2 separate regions of the Homo sapiens genome follow, and region 1 is linked to region 2. A link is a loop called in an ENCODE intact Hi-C map of the cell type or tissue named here. Cell type or tissue: endothelial cell of umbilical vein. All regions are shown on one strand. Links, peaks and the distances in the headings refer to the core of each region. The heading gives the core; the rest is flanking DNA. Region 1 holds the start of LOC124900719 (a long non-coding RNA gene). Region 2 overlaps SEPTIN11 (septin 11).

Region 1 (11,042 bases), core at 1,725-9,724, 180 kb after region 2:
ATATGGGGCCAGGCTGGGCCTGAAATCCTAGGCTTATGCCTGCAATCCTAGCAAGTTGGGAGGCCAAAGAGGGTGGATCACCTGAGGCCAGGAGTTCAAGACCAGCCTGAACAACATGGTGAAACCCCGTCTCTACTAAAAATTCAAAAATTAGCCAGGTGTAGTGGTGTGCAACTGTAATCCCAGCTACTTGGAAGGCTGAGGCAGGAGAATCACTTGAACTCGGGAGGTGGAGGTTGCAGTGAGCCAAGATTGCACTGTACTCTAGCCCAGGCAACAGAGCAAGACTCTGTCTCAAAAGAAAAAAAAAATTAAAATTAAAAAAAAGAAGTATGGGGCCAGATGTGGTGGCTCATGCCTGTAATCCCAAAACTTTGGGAGGCCAAGACAGGAGGACTGTTGACCCCAGGAGTTTGAGAGTTTGAGGCTGCAGTGAACTATAATCGCACCACTGCACTCCAACCTAAGCAACAGAGGGAGATCCTCTCTCTAAAAATAAATAAATTAATTAAATTAAAATTTTTAAAAATGTATTTTCTGCCTTTGAAGAATTTATATCTTAGGAAATTTAATTTGGCCTAACCCAAAGAGTAATACTAACTGGTTCATAGTGATGGGAAATAGATCAGTAAGGAAAAATTTTGAAGGAAGTGGACAGCAAGATCTTCAGTAACACTATGATGATCCCTCTACAAATTTTCAATTTCATTCAAATTATTTATTCATTTATGTACCAACAATCAAATTTATTTACCAATATTTGCTAAGGTCCCTTCTGTGTAGGCCCTTCATCTTCAATGTCAAGTTGGCATCAGACAATCAGAAACCCTCATAAACCAATGGCTTGTCATGGAACTAATTAGTGAGCAAGCTAAAGATTCAGGCTCAGGCCTCACTGGATTTTTATACCCTATTTATGTAAGGACAAGGAGTACTTTTATGGTATTTTTCTAGCCACTCTATGTACCTTGAATACTGTTAATTTCACCAGTGGAAGCCCATTTCTGATATCAGTGGTGCTCATTAAAACACAACTAGTTTGCCAATAAAACCCCATCTCTGATATTGAGTATATTTATTTGAAACTGCTGTTGAGGTACGATAATTCAAAGACCAGCTCCAGAGGAGGACACTTTCTGATATAACACAAGCTGCTTACCCTTTCATTGGACATTCTTGATTAGTTCTAGGGTTTTTGCTTAACTTAAGAAACACACAGGTAATATCACATTGCAAATGCTAAAATACTTTAAAATAAATTATAGACACTATTACCTGTGTGTGCAGAGGACTCACAGCATGAACTCAATATCATCTAGGATCTGACCATCAGTTTCCTGGGCCAGACATCTGATTTTGTCCTCACACCACAAGGGAAAAGCTCAAATTAGCCGAGCTCATGGAGCCTCGCGGTATGAATCCAGAAAGTCAAGTGTTTGTTTATAATGATAACTCAAACTTTTGTGCAGCTTTGATATTGATGGGATAAGCATATTTTCTCCCTGGACACCAATTTAAGGGGAAGTTATCGTCTTAAAGCTGCTTGTTGAACACTGAAATATGAATAAGAAAAAGCTGTGATTGGCTGATCTGTAACAGACATAGACCTGCCAGAGGTATTTGAGTCTATAAGCGAGGACACTTTCTCTCCTTATCTGAGCTTAAATGGTCATTGCCAGTTTCTGACTTTGAGTTTCATGCTGCAGGAGGCTGTTCACACAAAAGACCATTATTCAGGCCACTATATAATTCATTACACTTCTATTTATTAAATTACTATGATATTCTAGTCCTAACACTCTAGAAATATCCGCTTTTCCTTTATAGAAGTTTGGAGTAGAGTCAAATTCTTCTGTTATGCATTGATAGGAAGATGGTTTATCACGTTCCCTTTGAGTGTGTAGATTATACTGATTAAAATTTTGGGGTTAAAATTAAAATTTGGGGAGGGGGTTAAAATTTTGGGGAGGGGGTTATTAGTGTTCGATGACAGTGTTCTTTTAACCACAAGAAACAGAAAACCCAACTCAGAATATGTAAAGTTTCTGTCACAGCTGGATCTCAGGGTTCAGACAATGCCATTGACCTAATCCTTTCAATCTATTCTATTCCACATTGGCTTCATTTTCAAGTTCGCTCCTGACAAGTAGGTGGCTCCTGCCCTACAGTTCCAGGCACACATCCTCCCAGTTTCAAGACCAGTTGAAAGTCTCTTTTTCTTGATATTTCAATAAAAACTTCTAACGCTAAATCTCATTGGCCTGGCTTGGGTTATGTGCCCATCCCTAAACTAAGAATGGAGTCCAGGGAGTTGAAATACATGGATTGTCTAGATCTTGGTTACATGGCCAGGTCTGATATCTGGTTTTATACATGGATTGAGAGTTAATGTAAAATAATGGTGCTATTACCAGAAGAAGGTGGGCAGAATCCAGGTAGGCAAAACCAGTAGAAATCTCCTTGGGAGGCAACCTTATTTTTCTTATCTCCAAGTTCTGAGTAGGGATATTGGGGCAGGGAGAGTACATTTCTGTTGTGCCATGTATGTCAAAACCAGGTAGTATGGATGATGTAAGTTATGGCCTGTACCATCCAGGAACTCAGTCTAGCAGTGAGAATAAATATGTGCACAAATGACCACAATAAATGAACAAAACAAAGTAAGTATCACAAACAGTATAGGGGGAAAATGGGACTTACCTAAGTTCAGAGGAAAGAGGAACCTGTTGTTTAAAAAGGTAAAGGAAGACTTCATAGAAGAGGTGGCACTTGAGGCTTAAAGGACAGGTAGGGTTTTGATAGGTACAGACAGAGAAGTTGACATTACAAGGGGAGGGAACTGCATGAGCAAACCCACTGCAATTGGAAAGAGGATAGTGGGCAAGTCTTTTGATGTCTTCTGGAATTGCTTCAGACTGTGTCTGGAGGGTGCCATAAAAGTGATGTGATTAAGGTTGAATAGCAGGTAGTGGTAGATTTAGGCAGCTTACTCAGGAGGAGGGCCTTCTGCAGACAATAAAGGTAGGTGAGTTTTAGGAGCTGTGATGGTGTCTCATACACAGCTTCTGTTTCAACACTTCTTTTTGTTTGTTTGTTTTTTGTTTTTGTTTTTGTTTTTGAGACAGAGTTTCACTCTATCACCTAGGCTGCAGTGCAGTGGCATGATCTCGGTTCACTGCAACCTCTGCCTCCTGGGTTGAAGAGATTCTCGTGCCTCAGCCTCCCAAGTAGCTGGGACTACAGGCACATGCAACTATACCCAGCTAATTTTTTTGTATTTTTGTAGAGATGGAGTTTCACCATGTTGGCCAGGCTGGTCTCGAACTCCTGACCTCAAGTGATCCGTCTACCTCGGCCCCCTAAAGTGCTGGGATTATAGGCGTCAGCTACTACACCTGGCCCTGTTTCAACATTCTTAATCAGAAGTGTGATCCAGGATGCTTTTCAATATGCAGTTTCCTGCACTGATCCCAGACCTTACAGAATCAGCAACTCTGAGCAAGGAAGTCCTTATGCTTTTCTTCTAGGGCTGAGCCCAAATGAATTCCCAGGCATTCCCCAAGCCCACATTCAGCTCTACGTTCCATTTTGACAGGAAATGCCCACTTTCAGTCACACTACTTTAAAAAAAGCCCATAGCCCTTCCAGACTAAGTCTCCTCTGCCCCATCCTGCCCTACTGGACCCAGTGCCCAGGTGCCACAGCCTTTGGGCTGAGAAAAGGAGAGCTGAGCGTGGATCCAGGAAGAGGCAGGGTACAGGCCTCCTTCAACCCTAAGGAAGAAAACAAGAGTCTTATCAGATCCACAGGACTGGCCAAGCAGTTCTTCCTGTAACTGCTCTTTATGGGTAGACCCAGAGGAGAAGGTTTCAGGTTTTGTTTGGAAAAAGCCAGACTGCATGACGTCCCTCAGTACTGAATCTCCAAAGGCTGTGAGTATTAACAGGCACAAACTGCAATTCAGGGGCCTCCAGCCCTTTGTGGGAGTGGGTGGGCTTACACTCCAGGCAAATAAACACGTCAATTCAATTTAGCACACATCGCCAATAGCTCACTTTATTTCTTTATTTATTTTGGGGCCTGCCACTGTGCTCTGTATTGAGTAGCCTGCACAGTATTCTTCTACATGAAAGGACACGTCCTCTGAAGCAAACTTTCACAGTTCACAGTACTCTGTACATCTTGGGAACTGTGTCAGCATTTTTGGAAAGGATAACAGTGGACTACGATGTTTATATCATTTAAGTTGAGAGATCGTCTCACTTAAAACTTCCAAAGCTCTACTGGAAACTGAAGAGATAAGTAAAGAACAGAGACCCAGATGAGAGCCTGGTCATTTTCTTCTATTGATTATAGGGGTTGGTCTCAGCTGCCATACAGTCTCCAGCCCTTCCACTGCTCCACACATCCACTGCCTGCTTTGGAGCTGGGATGAATTAGCAGAGCTGCCTGGAATCCTCTTCCTAAGAACAGGAGAAGAGCACCCAGGGGGCTGCCCTTGTCCCCTGCCCAGTAGGCGAGCCCAAGGTCCCCGGCTCAACTCCCTCCCTGAAGGACTTAGGAGAGTTGTCCAGGGAGCCTGCCTTTCCAATCCCCGTCCCTACCTCCTATGTACCTTGCCGTTCCCGTTGGCACCAGGCTCATGCTGCTTAGTGCAGGGCAGGCAAATTCAGGCTTCAGCTCCCAAACCACAGCATTTTGAGCCCAAGAACTCCTTCTGGAATGAGGCTGGCCTCCCTCAGGCTGGCGTGGCAGTTGTTTTCCTTCCCTCACTCTGCATCCTTCCCCATCCCCATTTCATTTTACTCTCAGTTTTCAATCCCTTTGGAGTAGAAAGTGTGACTCTGATTCCTCCTGTGTGGCTCCTAGCATGGCGATGACTTCTTTCTTTCCACTTCCTGGCTCTGCTGACGTGACCTTTGGAATTTCTTGGCTCACTGTCAGAAACCCTAGTTTTTCCCAGCGTCTGTTTAAACACCGTGCTTCCGGTGACAATGCCCTTTGCCTTTCTAACCTTTTTGTCATCTGGCTTCAAGTTCCAAAGGGGATTTTACTGCCTGCTGGGTCAGTAACAGTGCCCTGTGACTAGAAGAAGCCTTCATAATACATTTCCTTTGTATATGGAGTTGCCAAAGTTTTAAAGACTGGCACTTGGGGAAATGTCAGGGCTTTTCTTGACCTGTTGAAAAGCTGCAGCCTGTAGCCTGGCATGGGTGCGCTCCTCGGTGTGTGCGAGCCTGCCTCTCCAGCCTCCCCTTCCACCACAGCTCCTTTCCTTCAGCTTCTGCTTAGACATCATCCAGCTCTCTTGCCTCCGGGCTTTGCTTAAGCTGCTACCTCTGCCAGATCCCCTTTTCCTATCCACTTTCCTATGTCTGTATGGCACATATTGTGTGTCTGTGCCCACTCCAAAAAGCTTTCTAGATCCCTACCTACCTGACTTAGTCTCTCTCCCAGCCCCCGCACTCCCATTACGCTATTCTTATATATTTTTTATTTTGATTTATTTTTATGGCTATCTAGAAGGTGTATTCTCATATTTTCTTGACTCTAAGTGGCAGAGTTCTCTTATTACAGCTATACTGTAGTCCCCTTTTATCTGCAGGGGATGTGTTCCAAGACCCCCAGTGGATGCCTGAAACCACAGATGGCACTAAACCTCATATGCATTATGTTTTTATCCTATGCATACCTATGTACATACCTATGATAAAGTTTCACTTATAAACTAGGCACAGTAAGAGATTAATAACAATAGAATAATTATAACAATATACTATAATAATAGTTATGTGAATGCTGGGCACGGTGGCTCACGCCTGTAATCCCAACACTTTGGGAGGCCGAGGTGGGCAGATCACGAGGTCAAGAGATCGAGACCATCCTGGCCAACATGGTGAAACCTCATCTCTACTAAAAATACAAAAAATTAGCCAGGCATGGTGGCATGTACCTGTAGTCCTAGCTACTCAGGAGGCTGAGGCAGGAGAATCGCTCGAACCCGGGAGGCAGAGGTTGCAGTGAGCTGAGATCGCGCCACTGCACTCCAGGCTGGGCAACAGAGAGAGACTCTGTCTCAAAAAAAAAAAAAAAAAAAAAAAACTATGTGAATGTGGTCTCTCTCAAAATATGTTATTGTGCTGTGCTCACTCAGACCACAGTTGACATTCCATGCTCATGGGTAGGAAGAATCAATATCGTGAAAATGGCCATACTGCCCAAGGTAATTTACAGATTCAATGCCATCCCCATCAAGCTACCAATGACTTTCTTCACAGAATTGGAAAACACTACTTTAAAGTTCATATGGAACCAAAAAAGAGCCCACATTGCCAAGACAGTCCTAAGCCAAAAGAACAAAGCTGGAGGCATCACCCTACCTGACTTCAAACTATACTACAAGGCTACAGTAACCAAAACAGCATGGTACTGGTACCAAAACAGAGATATACATCAATGGAACAGAACAGAGCCCTCAGAAATAACGCCGCATACCTACAACTATCTGATCTTTGACAAACCTGAGAAAAACAAGCAATGGGGAAAGGATTCCCTATTTAATAAATGGTGCTGGGAAAACTGGCTAGCCATATGTAGAAAGCTGAAACTGGATCCCTTCCTTACACCTTATACAAAAATCAATTCAAGATGGATTAAAGATTTAAACGTTAGACCTAAAACCATAAAAACCCTAGAAGAAAACCTAGGCATTACCATTCAGGACATAGGCGTGGGCAAGGACTTCATGACCAAAACACCAAAAGCAATGGCAACAAAAGCCAAAATTGACAAATGGGATCTAATTAAACTAAAGAGCTTCTGCACAGCAAAAGAAACTACCATCAGAGTGAACAGGCAACCTACAACATGGGAGAAAATTTTCGCAACCTACTCATCTGACAAAGGGCTAATATCCAGAATCTACAATGAACTCAAACAAATTTACAAGAAAAAAACAAACAACCCCATCAAAAAGTGGGCGAAGGACATGAACAGACACTTCTCAAAAGAAGACATTTATGCAGCCAAAAAATACATGAAAAAATGCTCATCATCACTGGCCATCAGAGAAATGCAAATCAAAACCACTATGAGATACCATCTCACACCAGTTAGAATGGCAATCATTAAAAAGTCAGGAAACAACAGGTGCTGGAGAGGATGTGGAGAAATAGGAACACTTTTACACTGTTGGTGGGACTGTAAACTAGTTCAACCATTGTGGAAGTCATTGTGGCGATTCCTCAGGGATCTAGAACTAGAAATACCATTTGACCCAGCCATCCCATTACTGGGTATATACCCAAATGACTATAAATCATGCTGCTATAAAGACACATGCACACGTATGTTTATTGCGGCATTATTCACAATAGCAAAGACTTGGAACCAACCCAAATGTCCAACAATGATAGACTGGATTAAGAAAATGTGGCACATATACACCATGGAATACTATGCAGCCATAAAAAAGGATGAGTTCATGTCCTTTGTAGGGACATGGATGAAATTGGAAACCATCATTCTCAGTAAACTATCGCAAGAACAAAAAACCAAACACCGCATATTCTCACTCATAGGTGGGAATTGAACAATGAGATCACATGGTCACAGGAAGGGGAATATCACACTCTGGGGACTGTGGTGGGGTGGGGGGAGGGGGGAGGGGTAGCATTGGGAGATATACCTAATGCTAGATGACGAGTTAGTGGGTGCAGCGCACCAGCATGGCACATGTATACATATGTAACTAACCTGCACAATGTGCACATGTACCCTAAAACTTAAAGTATAATAAAAAAAAAAAAAGGAATTAAAAAAAAAAAAAAAAAAAAAAAAAACTATGTGAATGTGGTCTCTCTCTCAAAATATGTTATTGTGCTGTGCTCACTCAGACCACAGTTGACCATGGGGTAACTGAAAACTTGGAAAGTGAAACCATGGATGGATAAGGGAGAACTACTGTATTGAGCTACTATTCACATATTATAAAATTCACCTATTTAATGTGCACAATGTAATGGTAGAAGTCACAGAGTTGTGCAACAATTCCCACAATCAATTCTAGAATATTTTCATCACCCTAAAAAGAAATCTCGTGCCCTTTAGCTGTCACCCACTAGTTCCTCCATCTTCCCTAGCCCTAACAACCACTCATCTACTTTCTGTCTCTATAGATTTGCCTATTCGGGATACTTCATACAAACAGAATCAGACTATATGTGACCATTTTTGTCTGGCTTCTTTCATTTAGCATAATGTTTTCAAGATTTATCAATATTGTAGCATGTATTAGTAGTACTTCATTCAAGAGGCATCTTTTTAAAACATTTTAACATCTCTGCAATAAAGATGCATCTTCTAATCAATAGTGAGCATAGTTTAATTAGCATCAACTTTTATTTCTTAGTAATGCTTAGAATAATTATGTATCTTCCAGTGGATGGGATCTAATTCAATGAAATGCTACATTTATGTCCCCGGGGTATTACCCCTTATCACAGTCAGCTTTGTGGCCAAGTAATTTGCTTATGTGTCAGTCTTGTCTCCTAAACTTCAGGCTCCAGAGGAACAGAACTATGCCTTAACTATCTTTGTGTCCTTTAAAAGACCTAGTACAGTCCGGGTGCAGTGGCTCATGACTGTAATCCGAGCACTTTGGGAGGCCAAAGTGGATGGATCACTTGAGGTCAGGAGTTCGAGACCAGCCTGGCTAACATGGTGAAACCCCGTCTCTACTAAAAATACAAAAATTAGCCAGGTGTGGCGGTGTGTGTCTGTAATCCCAGCTACTTGAGAGGCTGAGGCAGGAGAATCGCTTGAACCTGCCTATACACTTTTAATTAAAATGATAAGTTTTTGGTGACTGGTATAGTTAATTACCTAAACATATGAGCACCTACTGTATGCCGGGTCCTGTGTTCTAAGCAGAGAGTGTTATAAAGACGGTCAAAATATAGTTCCTCTTCTAAGGAATTCATATTTTGGAAAGACATTTCTATAAATGTTATAGAACAAGGAGAATGGGTAAGTGTGACAAAGGGGCTAACAATGCTGTGTGAGAGAGAGATAGGTGGAAGAAGGTTTTGAGAGGATAGCACATGAGCTAAACACATAGGTGCTAAGAACACAGGTTTACACTCTGACAGTCCTGGATTCTGCCAATTCTTTGGAAATTTGGCTTGACATTGAACTCTCCATGTCTTGTTTCTTGATCTGAAAAATGGACATAATAAGAGTGTGTATCTCTCACAGTTGTTATAAGAATTAAGTGAGACAATGAGTGCCAACTATCTGGCATAATCGTTTGTGCTGAAATAAATGATAGTTATTTGTGAATTTCAGATCATTTTAGAAATTATTTAGTCAGCCCTCTCCTGCGCACACCTAATTTTATGCAGTAAGATCTTAGCCCTAAGCGGCTTATGTTTCAGCCAGAAGAGGGGAAAGCAAGATTCCTGGAGCAGAGACATTTGAGGGATGAAACATTAAAATGGCTGAGAATTTTCAGTAAGTGAGATAAGCACGTTAGAGGTGAGTTTGAAGAGGTCTGTTCCTCAAGTTCAACCCACCAGCTCTCCTTTTTTCCTCCTCATGGGCAGCTACTTCATTTATTTTAATGGAGTCTTCATATATATATATACGTATATATATACGTATATATATATATATATAATATGCCCAGTGTTTGAATAGCCTTTAACAAGAAAAATCCCAGTCCAGACTTGATTATAAGCTGTAGTTCCTTCCCTGGATATTATTTTTCTGTTCTCAGCAAAGCTGTATATTTCCTGAACTGCCAGGGGCTGAGGTTTCTGCATTTTTATTCCCTGGTTATCTAGCATGATGGGCAGGGTTCTACTTAACAACTAGAACTTTTTTAAACAAGTGTTAAGTAGAACTCTGCCCATGATGCTAGATAACATTTAACATGCCTGTGTTTGTGTTTTTTTTAAAAATGTTTTACTTGAAAATACTAATGTCTTGTTGAATGGAAGAATAAATCACTGCTTTTTGGGGTTTTGTTACTTTGCTTTCTTTGAGACAGGGTCTTGCTATGTCGCCCAGGCTGGAGTGCAGTGGTGTGATCCTAGCATACTGCAACCCCTGCCTGTCGAGCTCAAGTGATCCTCCCATCTCAGCCTCCTGAGTAGCTGGGACTATAGGCATGTGCCACCACACATGGCTAATTTTTAAATTTTTTTATAGATATGAGGTCTCACTATATTGCCCAGGCTGGTCTTGAACTCCTGGGCTCAAGCAATCCTCCTGCCTTGGCCTCCCAAAGTGCTGGGATTATAGGTGTGAGCCATTGCTCCCAGGCTGAATCACTATATTTTGAATGAATAAATGAACAAACAAATGGTTACAGGGTTGTTTATAACAATTAACCACTGAAACAAATTATATTTATTTTTCAAGGGGAAAATCAGGTATAGATTAAAGCTAAAAAATTGTACTCATGTATTAACATTTTTTCAGTTTTATGAATAATATCATATTCATATCACTGTTTAACCAACAGAGCTACAATGATTAGGTTTACATAGTTTACTTTCTAAGTAGACAGACAAATAAAGTTGTTGATACCATGGCTACCAGTCTTTGTCTAATAGAAGATGCTGAAAGATATGCAGAGCTAAGAAGCCCTACTGGGAACTGAGGCTGGACTCTTCTCTCCCTCTGGGTGGTAGAGCAAGGGATGGTGCTCTGCTTCAGGACACTGGTCTCTTCAACCTGGGTCACAGCACAGGCAGGCCCAAGTGTGCATACATCAGAAGTGGGATTGTATTAACCAGGGGCATGAGTGTTAATTCAGTTAACAGAAAAGACAAGATAATTTTTTTTTTTTTTTGAGACGGAGTTTTGCTCTTGTCACCCAGGCTGGAGTGCGATGGCTTGATCTTGGCTCACTGCAACCTCTGCCTCCTATGTTCAAATGATTCTCCTGCCTCAGCCTCCCAAGTAGCTGGGATTACAGGCGCCTGCCACCACGCCCGGCTAATTTTTGTATTTTAAGTAGAGACGGGGTTTCACCATGT
Region 2 (11,042 bases), core at 1,707-9,706:
ACTAAGAAAAACATCATTGATGGTGGGGGAAATGTTTGGATCAGGACCAGAGGAACAAGAAACTTCCTATTGTTCTTATTGGCTATCTTTGATACACATTTAGTATTTAATTAATGTCAACATAGACAAAATGGCAGAGATTCACTCTTTCTTGGCCAAATTGATCAGAGGAGATAGAGAAATCAAGCAATTTAGTTTTAAAACCTCTTTTTCCTCACTAGCCGGACTTGAAAGTCTTTTCTGAAATGACCATACATTTGCTTAACCCTTCCCTTTACTTGTATAAATAAAACTTTGATATTATCATTTTCAGATGCTAGCTAGCTCTCCAACTCTCCAACAATATCACTTCTTTGAAAGTTTAACCTGCTTTATGGTTGACTGTTTGCTTTTATTAGTTGTGCCTGTTTTGCCTTTTTCTTTTCCGTTTTCAATGAACTCTATTAAACATAATAATAGTGTTGGATATTATCCGGCTGGGTCTGCATACTCAGCCCTCGATTAGGAAGCCTCCTCACTCTACTTCCTTCAGAATGTCTGTGGAGAATGGGGCACTCTTGAGAACAGGGAGGTCTGCCCCTGCTTCCAAGGACACAACAGACCCGGAAGCGGCCCTCACTGCCCGTGATCTCTCCACTATCATGGCTAATGGCACAGCTCCCAGGGAGCTGAGGAATCAGATGGGATGAAGGAGGGTTTCTATTTATTCTGCGAAGAGTACTCTAGCTGCAGTGATCCTTCCAGGCCATTAGAAGATTTTTCTGTAAACTACTGTGTCTGTGCCTGCTGGAAGCCAAAGGAGCCTGGCTTGGCTTCAGCCTCTCCAGCCCTTTAAAGGACAGTTGAGACAGAGGCCTTGGGGACAGGCTGATCTTCTGAGCATTCTCTCACTGTTTTGTCCCTCTGGAGAGACAGCATCTTTATCAGTGTTGTTTAGATAAAATCATAGTAACAACACCCAGCAGAGTCCTCTAAAGAGCTTTATCATCTGATAAGACTTTTCTGTGAATGCAAAAGGGGTTTTGAATCTAACGGTAAATACCATCCACAGCTTAGTTTTGTGGTTGTTCTTGTTGCCATTTGTTTCATCCTTATTTCAGAATGTATTGTCTTCTATTTATTTCAAAATGGAAAGTCTAATTAATATATAGTAAGGTGCAAAATTTTATCAAACTTACCAGTCTCTTCCTTCATGTGTTGTGAAAAAGAGAAGGTATAAATGTGGCAAGCTCAGGGATCACACTGAAATTAAGACTTTGCTTTACTTGAACACACATGTGCAGTTCAGTTTTAAAATTGAAGAAGCTGGACCATTATCATCACAGAGACAAAAATTTAACCTTTTATTCCATTGTAAACTTTGAATTAAAACCAAACCTCTAAACACCTTTTAGAGAAAGTTTTTTTTTTTAAGAAAGTAAACAAACCTGGAAGTTATATTTCAACCTCCCATTTAAGAATTAAAAATACTTCCTGGAAAGCAACTTGACTTTTTTTTTTTTTTTTGCTAGTTTTGTTTTGTTTTATTTTATTTTTGTCTAACAGGCAAGAGGTTTTGAAGCGTTTTTCTCATGCTGTCAAACACTGTTCCTGTAATCCAGGAAAAAAAAAATCACACTGAAAGCAGAGAACAAATTAGGGCATTAGGATAAAGAAGATCTAAAAGGAGAGTGGATGATAATCAGAATGGCAGCAAGTACCTTACTGTCCAGCTTTTTCATGGTGACCAGATCCAGGGACTTTAGTGAATGTCCAGTAGGGGCAATAAAGTAGAGGCAGGCATGGATCCTCGTGTCATGGTAGTTGAAGAGAGAACGTTTAATCTTCAATTCCTCTTGCAGGTAGGCCTCGAACTGGGCATCAATATATTCTACTATCGGCTTATAGCTAGAATGCAGAAACAGCATGTTTCTAGTCTCAAACCTCTTTCACAGGACAATCCTCCATTCAACATCACAATGGCTTCTTCTCTCCTAAGGGCTAAAGCCCAAGTCCTTACCTAGGTATCCAGGCCTTCCATCACCTGATCCCTGAACAGCGCTCCAGGCTCACCTCTCCTGTCCCAGCCACGCCCAATCATTTGTAGCAGCCCGCCCCCCACCCATGTCAAGCCCTTATTTCCTCTGTGTCTTTGCTCACGCTGGCCCCTCTGCGAGAAACCTGTCTTTTTCCTACTCTTCTCCTGGCTAACATTCATCCTCTAAAACAGAGACTGTACATACGTGGAGCTGACTGCCACTCCCCCAAGGGGTATCCGTGGAAGATATTGCTAAGAGACTGTGGCATTCTTTCCTGCTGGGCCAAAACTGGGCCTCAAAAATCCATCTCAGAAAAGTGACTGTGATAGCCTCTCCCTACTGATTGCCACTGGTGCACAAAATGAAACTGGTGTGTGGTTTCAGGATATGACACCACCACCTACTGCGAGCTATTCCCTGGTCATCTGCCCTATTCCTCCAGAGATGGGGGCTGTCTGTGCTCCCATAGCCCTGTGCATAATCCATAACTCATCTAGGAACTGAGGCGCCTAGACTATTATGATCTTCAAGATTCCTTTCAACTCAAAATCTTCATGATTTAAAGGTAAATGTCGTAACCCTCTCTTCTCACCAAATCATTCAAATCTGTTTTGGATAATTATGTGTAATCCTATTAACTGACCATAAACACAATGACTAATAGCATATTGGGGATACACATTCCATAAACCACATGTCCAGGAAGTAAGTAGTATATTAGGTCATTGTGGGAAACCCACTAATTCTTTCTGGTCTCCAAAGGGACTACTCAGAAGAAGTTCGTTTTAGCAACAAAGAGACTGTTCTATTAGGAATACGAAGAGTTAATTCTCCCCAAACTTTATTGCCTTTCCGAAGATACAAGTTTTAAGAAAAATAAAAACCTTTCAACACCCAAATCCCATACCCATAAGTTAAACTGAAACCCTTGAAAGGGAACCACAAATCTTTTATAATAAAAATGACGCAGACATCCTAAGAAAAACAAACATCCCCAAAATAAACAATAACAACAAACAAACTTATGAGCAAAACTGAAAGCAGTCATAAAAAGCTTTTTGATATTTTTCTTTGGTGATTTTATCACAATATATTGGTTCAATTAGAGTAGACAAAATCTCTAGAGGCTTTAAAAAAAAAAAAAAGGTAGGATGTACCTCAGCAATAATAAAGTTCCAAATCATGACAGGCAAAATTCCAATAAGAAGAATGAATGAGCAATAAGATTCTTCTATATTTTCTAATCTTGAAATATAGACATATATTGCATAATAATAATAATATTTAATGAGATAGTTATAGAGGATGGTGGTTAGAAACATGGATTCAAGCCTAAAACCATAATACAGCCGCACAACTTACTAGCTGCACAGCCTTAAGCAAGTCACTAAACCTCTCTGTGTCTCAATTTCCTCACAGGTAAATCAGAGACAAAAATAGTAGTTCTATCAGAGAGCTATTGTGACAAATAAATGAGCCAATACATGCAATACATGTAAAGGGCTGGCACATAAAAGTCAGATATAACTATTTCATAATTATATAATAAACAACCACCACTATAGAATCAAGCCTGACTTTTTAGAAAAACCTAAGGAAAAAAAAAGGAACTTTACATTCACCCAGTTCTCTGCTGGTTATCTGTTCTGCTATGGAGCTCATGTCCAGTAGGGAAGTAGAGCAAGCCACTCCAGTGAGGTCCACCCATGCCCTTTGCCCTTTGAGTCTGGGGCTGATCCTTCTGTCTCCTGACACTGAGGCAGATTTGGGGATTAGGGCTCTTCCCCAGCAGCCTCTTATCCCAAAGGGTAAGAGAAGCAGCTCACAGCAATTGCTCCCCTGCCTCCCCTGTGTCTGATTTTTAGCTTTTAGCACCTCCTCCTCTCAATAGTAGTCCAAATATGGTTCTGTTTTCTATTAGTTTCCCTTCTTGCCTCTGGTTTTGATTCTGATCCTCCAAAGATAATGAGAAGCATAACAACACTCATTTTGCAGTGAGGAATGCTTTCCCCACTGGATTCAAGATATCTTTTGTTCTCTAATATCTCAGGCTTCCTTCTACCTGTTCTTATTAGAGAGTCCTGGCCAATCATTCAGTCTCCCTTCTTTTCACTCTATGTATTCCCTCTAGAAAATCATACTCATTCCTGTGTTCCACTCACCATCTATCTGATGACAAGTCATAAATCTCTACCTCCAACCCAGATCTTTCCTCTGAGCTTCAGACCCATCCACAATTGGTTATCCTATATTTTCAACTGCTTCTCCAACTAAATATGTCCAAAACTGAACTATTCATCCTGCCTTCAAACCCTCACTTTCCCTGTATTCCTTAGCATGGTGGGCCACCACCCACACCACTGGCCAAGTCAGAAACCTGGGATTCAACCTGGAGCCTCCTTCTCTTATGTCATACACATAATAAATATGAAATCCCATCTACTTTACCTTCCATACCATTATTAACCAATAAAAAGAAATGTATTCCTGGACAACAATTTACCAAAACCACTATTCCCTATGTCAAAGATTTAATTATGCTGATGAAATAATTTCTTCTTGATGAGACTCAAGCCAGCCAAGTGGTTTTGTACTCCTCATCATCATCCTGTAGATGAGATGAATTATCTGCCTCTTCCTCCAAATCCTTTCCACTTCTCCATCTAAAGTGAGAAAGATAGGAAGCTTAATCCCAACTTAGCCTTTTGCTAGCCCCATTCCTACTAACACTTATTTATATTTTTTTTGCCAATTAAAACTTCCCTGAATTGTGGCCATATCAATCAGAGGAAAGACAGGAGGACAAATCCAATCTAGCCCTTACGTTTTCACATCATTTTCTTTTAAGGCATGGAGATATTCCTTGTTACACAGCACTCATTTTTTTTTCCATATACCTCCAGCCATAAAACATACACACACACAAAAATGACAGAGGCTAACCCTAAAACCGATGGAAAAAGATACTTAGACAATGTGATCCATCCATCCAACCTACCCACTGATCATTCTTGCAAAATGGCCAATGCCATCATTCAGGGACTGACTTTCCACTTCATATACGACCAAATACTTACCATGTTTTTCCCTTATCTTGCTGTCTGTTAGCCAATTTTCCTTATCCCTTGACTACCTCCACCAGAAAGTGTGATTAAAAACTTAAAATTTAAAGGCCAAACAGTCCATCTCACTACTGTTTTATAACTCTGATAAAGATTTGGTGAGGTTGAAATTCCGTCTCAGGGGATTTCAATTATCTCTGCCTTTGAGGGCTAACTATCATTACAGCTAGTGATACGCCATGGACAGCTCACCTCCCATCTCCCCAGTGTGGGGCAAACTAATTATTCTATTTCCAATTGAACAACAAAACTTGCTTTCCCTTCTTCCCCAGGCCCCTTTCTTTCTCCACTGAAGAGTACAAACAGCCAAAACAAGGAAGCCCTTAAATAACAAAGAGTGAAATGTGCTTTTAAACATAACAGGAAACCTTACCAGATCTCTCTTCCTGCCTCCTTCTAGCTAGCCTGGTCTGAGGCAGATAATAATACAGGAATGTTGACATGTCCAAAGCCTACATAAACAAACTGGGACATTCTTGAAGTCTTGCATCTATGGCAGAAAAGCTTGCCTAATCCCCAAAGTAGGTAAAAATCAACATGGGCATAGAGAAATACCACATCCCTTTCCATATGGTTATATATTGATGCAGAAATGAATATCCCACTTCCAGTTTCTTGAGGGAGGCAGAGCCTGTCCAGATAACAATTTGTGAACAAGTAATTTGGCTTTACAGTCAACAGTGTCAACAATACCTTCTGAGGCACAGGGTAACAGAGAGTTTTAAGTGCCATTTAAAGAGGTTATGCAATAGCTGTCAAGAAATTTCAGAGGAAAAAAAATATTTGGTATCTAGGTTAAGTTAATATCACACTTCCTCTCTTCTAAATCTCCTTGGAAACTATTATTTGACCCAAATGAGTCAGATAATTTCTTAAGGAGGGCTCCAGCTGCAAATATGAGGATATGCATTGTGCTAACTGTTTGCTGCTGAGTGCTGATTGGGGAGTGAAAAGCCACCAGCAGCCCGAGGGAAAGTCCCAGTTTAGGGGAGAGGCAAAAATTGAGTGGCAGCACTGTGGCAACCCCAGTGAGCTGGAAGAGCACAGGGAATCTCAGCAAGAGGCTATGTGGAGGATGGTTCTCATTCCTTGGGGGAGGGATCCTGAAAAAGTACAGTTGCTGTCTTCCAATCAAGGAATGGACAAGCAAGATTTTTCCTAACGCCAGTGAGAAAATCTATACCAGTCTGAGAGATGGAGAACAGGCCTTGCTCTGGGTATATTCTGTGAGTATGCAATGATTGAAACCCCCGGCTCTCTTCCCAGCTCCCACAATGCACTTGTGCCCCTTTCCTTATGACCAGGCCTTTCTCTTCATTTACTGCTCTTGGCATTACAAACAGCCTTCAGGCAGGGGCCTCTCCATCATTCCCTGTCATTGAGGTCATATATTAAGAGCAACTGCTCAGCTGCAGTGTCAGAGCTGAACTTGTTCCCTGCCCCAGCACAATGTACAGATAGTCCATTTTGGTATGCAAAATAAAATCTTTCTCACTCTATCTACCAATTGTTCCTGTTATCACGGGACAATGTCTACTGAAGAGCATTTAAAGTGCTTTGTAGATAAAATAAAGAGCTTGGTGCTCAGCTAAAGAATGAATTAAACATTTATCTGTCATTACTGTGGTGCTCATACTTATATCAGGCATAGATAAAATATATCTAGGCATTTCTAGATAAAAATAGTCGAGTTCCTCTTTACAAAACACATGTGTATAATATACAGTTTTGAGGAATATGGGGAAAAAATCCTGATACAAGCAAAGTGTCTGAGCTGTAAGCAAACACACCCTAACTTACTGATTTGTTGTTCATGTCTACATGTTGGTCACACTAAGCAGGTAGACACTTATGCCCATAATGTTGTAACTGCTCAAAGATGTTTCTGGAAGCCCCATTCTACAATCACCTTTGGACCTGGGGCAGTTTTATTTTAACTTTCTCAAACTTCTTTTGAGAATGAATGTACTATGTAAAATAGTCATAAGACATCTGAGGTTGAGACTGATGAACAGAATTGGTGCTCTTGAGAAGGAATGTGAACAAAATCCTGAGACTAAGACTAACATGGGTTGTATGCCACGAAATTTTAAGAATTGAAAACTTCCCTCAAATAAGGGCAAAAGATAACTCATGGTAAAGACCCAAACTTACATGGTTTATAAATGGGGTACATTATAAAAACTCAGTGTACTATTTTATCATTATATAGCAAGCCATGGTGAAGGCATTTGATTACCTGGGGCAGATTTGGTGGAGCTTCTAGAGACCTCCCCTCTAGTGTCCTGGCTTCCCAAGCAGTATGAAGTGATTGATGGCTGGGGTTTCTGCTAAAACTGTTCTGTAGGGTGGCTGGGTGTTTCTCTAGATTGCTTTTCCTGGTAGGAAAGCCCCAAACCTGGTTTCATGGCCTTTGTGGAAAGATGTTGTAAGCTAATTTAGTCCCTCTAATAAAGCCCCTTTCTGATCCTACTAGCTGGGATCAATTTTGATGTCTGATTCTGACCTCAAGGAAGAATATTCTCAGAAAAATTCTCAGAGGACAAGAATATCACACCTTTTAGGCAATAGAGGACCAAGCCCCACAACTAAAAAATCCCCAAAACATTTGGCCTTTAAATTTACCTGGGATGGATCCTGCTATCTCCTCATCCATTCATGTCCCCCCAAAATCCCAAGATGTACCTGTCATCTTTATTTATCTGGTCTCCAAATCCCACGGTGTCAACAATGGTTAACTTCAGCCGTACATTGCTTTCCTGAAGCTCATAACTTCTGGCTTTTAACCGAACACCTGGTTCATTGTGAGTAGCTGGGTCACTTTCAAATTTGGTGTTGAACAAAGTGTCCATTAACGTGGATTTGCCAATGCCTGTCTCACCTACATAACCACAAAAGAAAAATCAGAGAATGTGTCAATGTCTCTCAGACATCAGTTCAATTCATCAGTATTTTTTATTAGTCATGATTATAAAGTTTAAAAAAGAAAAACTGTCACCAGAAATGTCACTGTGAAGAGATAATTCTTTCTATGTGTAATCTATGGAATACCTTCCTAAAAATGCCTCAATGAATTTCAGAAACTATTTAGCAGAGAGATTTCAAATTTACAGATCAAGAGATTCTTCTTTACCTCTGAATAGAAAAATTGTACTTGTAAGATTGCCTGTGCTCAGTTTGTATATTACAAGAACAAGAACATGAACTTTGTCTCTTTCTCTCCTAAATGTTAGAGTATAAATCTATATTACTTAAGGGATAAAAGACTATACTGTTGAATTTCTGTTACTTGAAACAAGTGATTCCATTTACACTGAATTACCTAAAAGATCAGTTAATTCAACATCAATATGATACCATGTCGTAGAAAAGAATTACATTATTCAAAATAACACTCTTGATGACAATAATCACTAACATCACTGAGTGCTCACTTTGTGCCAACCCCGGTGGCAAGAGCTTCTAGTGCATTATCTCTTTTATGTATGTATGTATATATGTATTTATTTATTCAATTTTGAGACAGAGTCTCGCTCTGTCCCCCAGGCTGGAGTACAGTGGCGCGATCTCGGCTCACTGCAACCTTCATCTCCTGGATTCAAGTGATCCTCCCAGATCAGCCTCCTGAGAAGCTAGGATTACAGGCACATGTCACCACACCTGGCTAATTTTTGTATTTTTAGTAGAGACGGGGTTTCACCATGTTGGCTGAGCTGGTCTTGAACTCCTGACCTCAAATAGTCCACCTGCCTCAGCCTCCTAAAGTGCTGGGATTACAGGCATGAGCCACCACGCCCGGCTACATTATCTCATTTAAACCCTAGTACTACTCCCATGAAATAGGTACTACTGTTTCCTCCATGTTCAAGATGGAACACTAGGCTTAGATAAGATTTATGAGTAACTTGCCTGAAGTCATTGCTAAGTGGTGGAACCAGGGTTCTAACTCAAGTCTGTATGGTTCCAACACCTGCACTCAACCAAGACAGCAGCCTGATTTTACTATTACACAGAAAACTGACTGCCTAACATTTTCCAGTTATGGTTATATTAATCTCTCCATATTGTTTTTATTTTTCTTTATCCAGCTGGAGTCAAGAAGCCAAACATTTGTGGCTTCTTAGATAGTTTTCCCAGCTTCAGTGTGAAGTTTGTGACAATGAAAGTAAATGATGTCAAATGACCTTATTTACACTGATAATTCAACTCAGTAAGTGTTTACTGAGATCTCCCATGTGCAAAGCAGAGTAGCAGGTATCTGTAACCACTGTACCAATCACATGATGACACCCAAATGTGGGGCTATGAAGAACTGCAGCCCAACCCTCAAAATAACACCAAGCAAATTCTCTCTTAATTCTAATTCTTATTGTTGAGTCAAAGACAGTTGGCAATGAGAAAAAAACAGCCTTATGTTCGTGGTGGTGGTGGCTGAGCATATGATGATGGAGAGAAGCAGGTAGAAATCTAGAAACATTAGCCCTAGGGATACCTTTTTTCTTTCTTAATCTGGAAAATTTTTCAATTAGATTTCCAGCTCAATTTAAACTTGCCAATATAGAACAGCCCTTTCAACTACTTCTAATCCCAATATGTTCCTAGGAGCATCCCCTCTTCTAAGGACTGCTATAATGACTTTAAGGATGGTAGTGTTCTATGGAAAAAAGAAAAGCTCTGGGCAACCCTCCCACTATAATGACAAAATCTACTTACTAGTTATAAATTCTGTATTGTATACTCATTGCTTTCTAACATAATACAAAAGTGAAGGAGGATGAAGTCTTTCTGGATTTGAGCTTTCTCTGATTAGAAAAGCCTTATATGGCTTGCCTGTAACTATGATGATTCACTTATAGGATAAAAGTTGGTCAAGTATATTCATCTTACTCTTTAACCTTTCCTGTGTGTCCCTGAACATCTAAGATCACAGAATTTCCTCTTTAGTCAACCATCATTCAGCCAGTATTTTTCCAGTGCCTACTATATACAAGTTCTGTGCCAAGTTCTGAGAATTCAAGAAACTAGCCTGATAGGGTGTTCTCCCACATCTTAGAATCTGGTCTAGAACATGACTGAATAATACCAGTCAGACTCTAATTTATAATTATGGGAACACCATTCTAAGTGTTTGTCATAACCGCTTTCCTCTTATAAGCAAGACCATCCTTTACATCCATGGCCCTGCTAGTTGGCCACAGACAACCAGACCATGGCTAGGTCCCTGACCTCAAGGCAACAACAGAAGCCCAATCATTTCACTATGAGCTGGGGCTCCACATTGGAGAGTGGTCTATCTAATCACAGTTTTTCTCTTTGGGTATTTGAATGAGATACATGCAATCCCCACACAGCGTGATGGCATGAAAAAGAAACAATATACAAAGAGAGGTAAGTAAGCAGAAACCATGAGGCAGCAAAGGCTGTGTAAGTAAACAGAAGCCATGCTGCAGACAGAATGTAGGCTGGGAATACAGGAAAGAGCAGATAGATGGGGTAGAGCATCGGAAATCCATCATGAAATTAATGCTTGGGCGCTCACTGTGTGACAAGCATAGGTGCAGGGATGAAGTAATGAATAAAAACAGACACTGACACTGTTTGCACGTTTGTAACATCCTGAATGTCATTCCAGATCTCTATGGGGTCTGGCTGTGCAGCAGTTGAGACGGTTTCCTGTCTTCCTTACTTTCCTGAATAGTCTTACAAAAAAAAAAACCCTCCATAAAAGCAATATAAAACCAGTCTCTGCTCCCTAACCTGAAAGAGTTTAACAAGTTCACACTCACCATTCATGGCTTAACAAATTAACTTTGAGCAAAACAAAGTTACTGTGTAGTGGATACAGAAATAAAACAGAGTTCTCACTGCTAGTCAATACCGAAGGTACTTGAGTCATTTTAAG

The links. Hi-C counts contacts between places; a loop is a spot of excess contacts. Peaks named below come from ENCODE experiments on the same cell type or tissue, not always from the same donor. Only the 100,000 strongest peaks of a DNase experiment are listed, where the experiment ranks them.
Region 1: it touches region 2 in a loop (4-fold over the local background); 2 of 110 quality-filtered maps call a loop at or near these places.

What each region holds. Positions count from the first base shown.
Region 1 is chr4:76,825,001-76,836,042 of GRCh38, reverse strand. It overlaps LOC124900719 (a long non-coding RNA gene), which reads left to right and starts at 3,864. Exons shown (of 2, transcript XR_007058150.1): 1 at 3,864-3,932. In endothelial cell of umbilical vein, for the core only: no CTCF peak of the experiment used is centred there; DNase peaks (open chromatin) are centred at 3,692 and 4,962; H3K27ac peaks cover 1,335 bases.
Region 2 is chr4:77,002,580-77,013,621 of GRCh38, reverse strand. It overlaps SEPTIN11 (septin 11), which reads right to left. Exons shown (of 10, transcript NM_018243.4): 3 at 7,826-8,021; 4 at 1,701-1,887. Among named protein-coding and RNA genes, the nearest start is that of SEPTIN11, 58 kb to the right of the region's middle. In endothelial cell of umbilical vein, for the core only: no CTCF peak of the experiment used is centred there; DNase peaks (open chromatin) are centred at 2,581, 5,541 and 6,061; H3K27ac peaks cover 6,343 bases.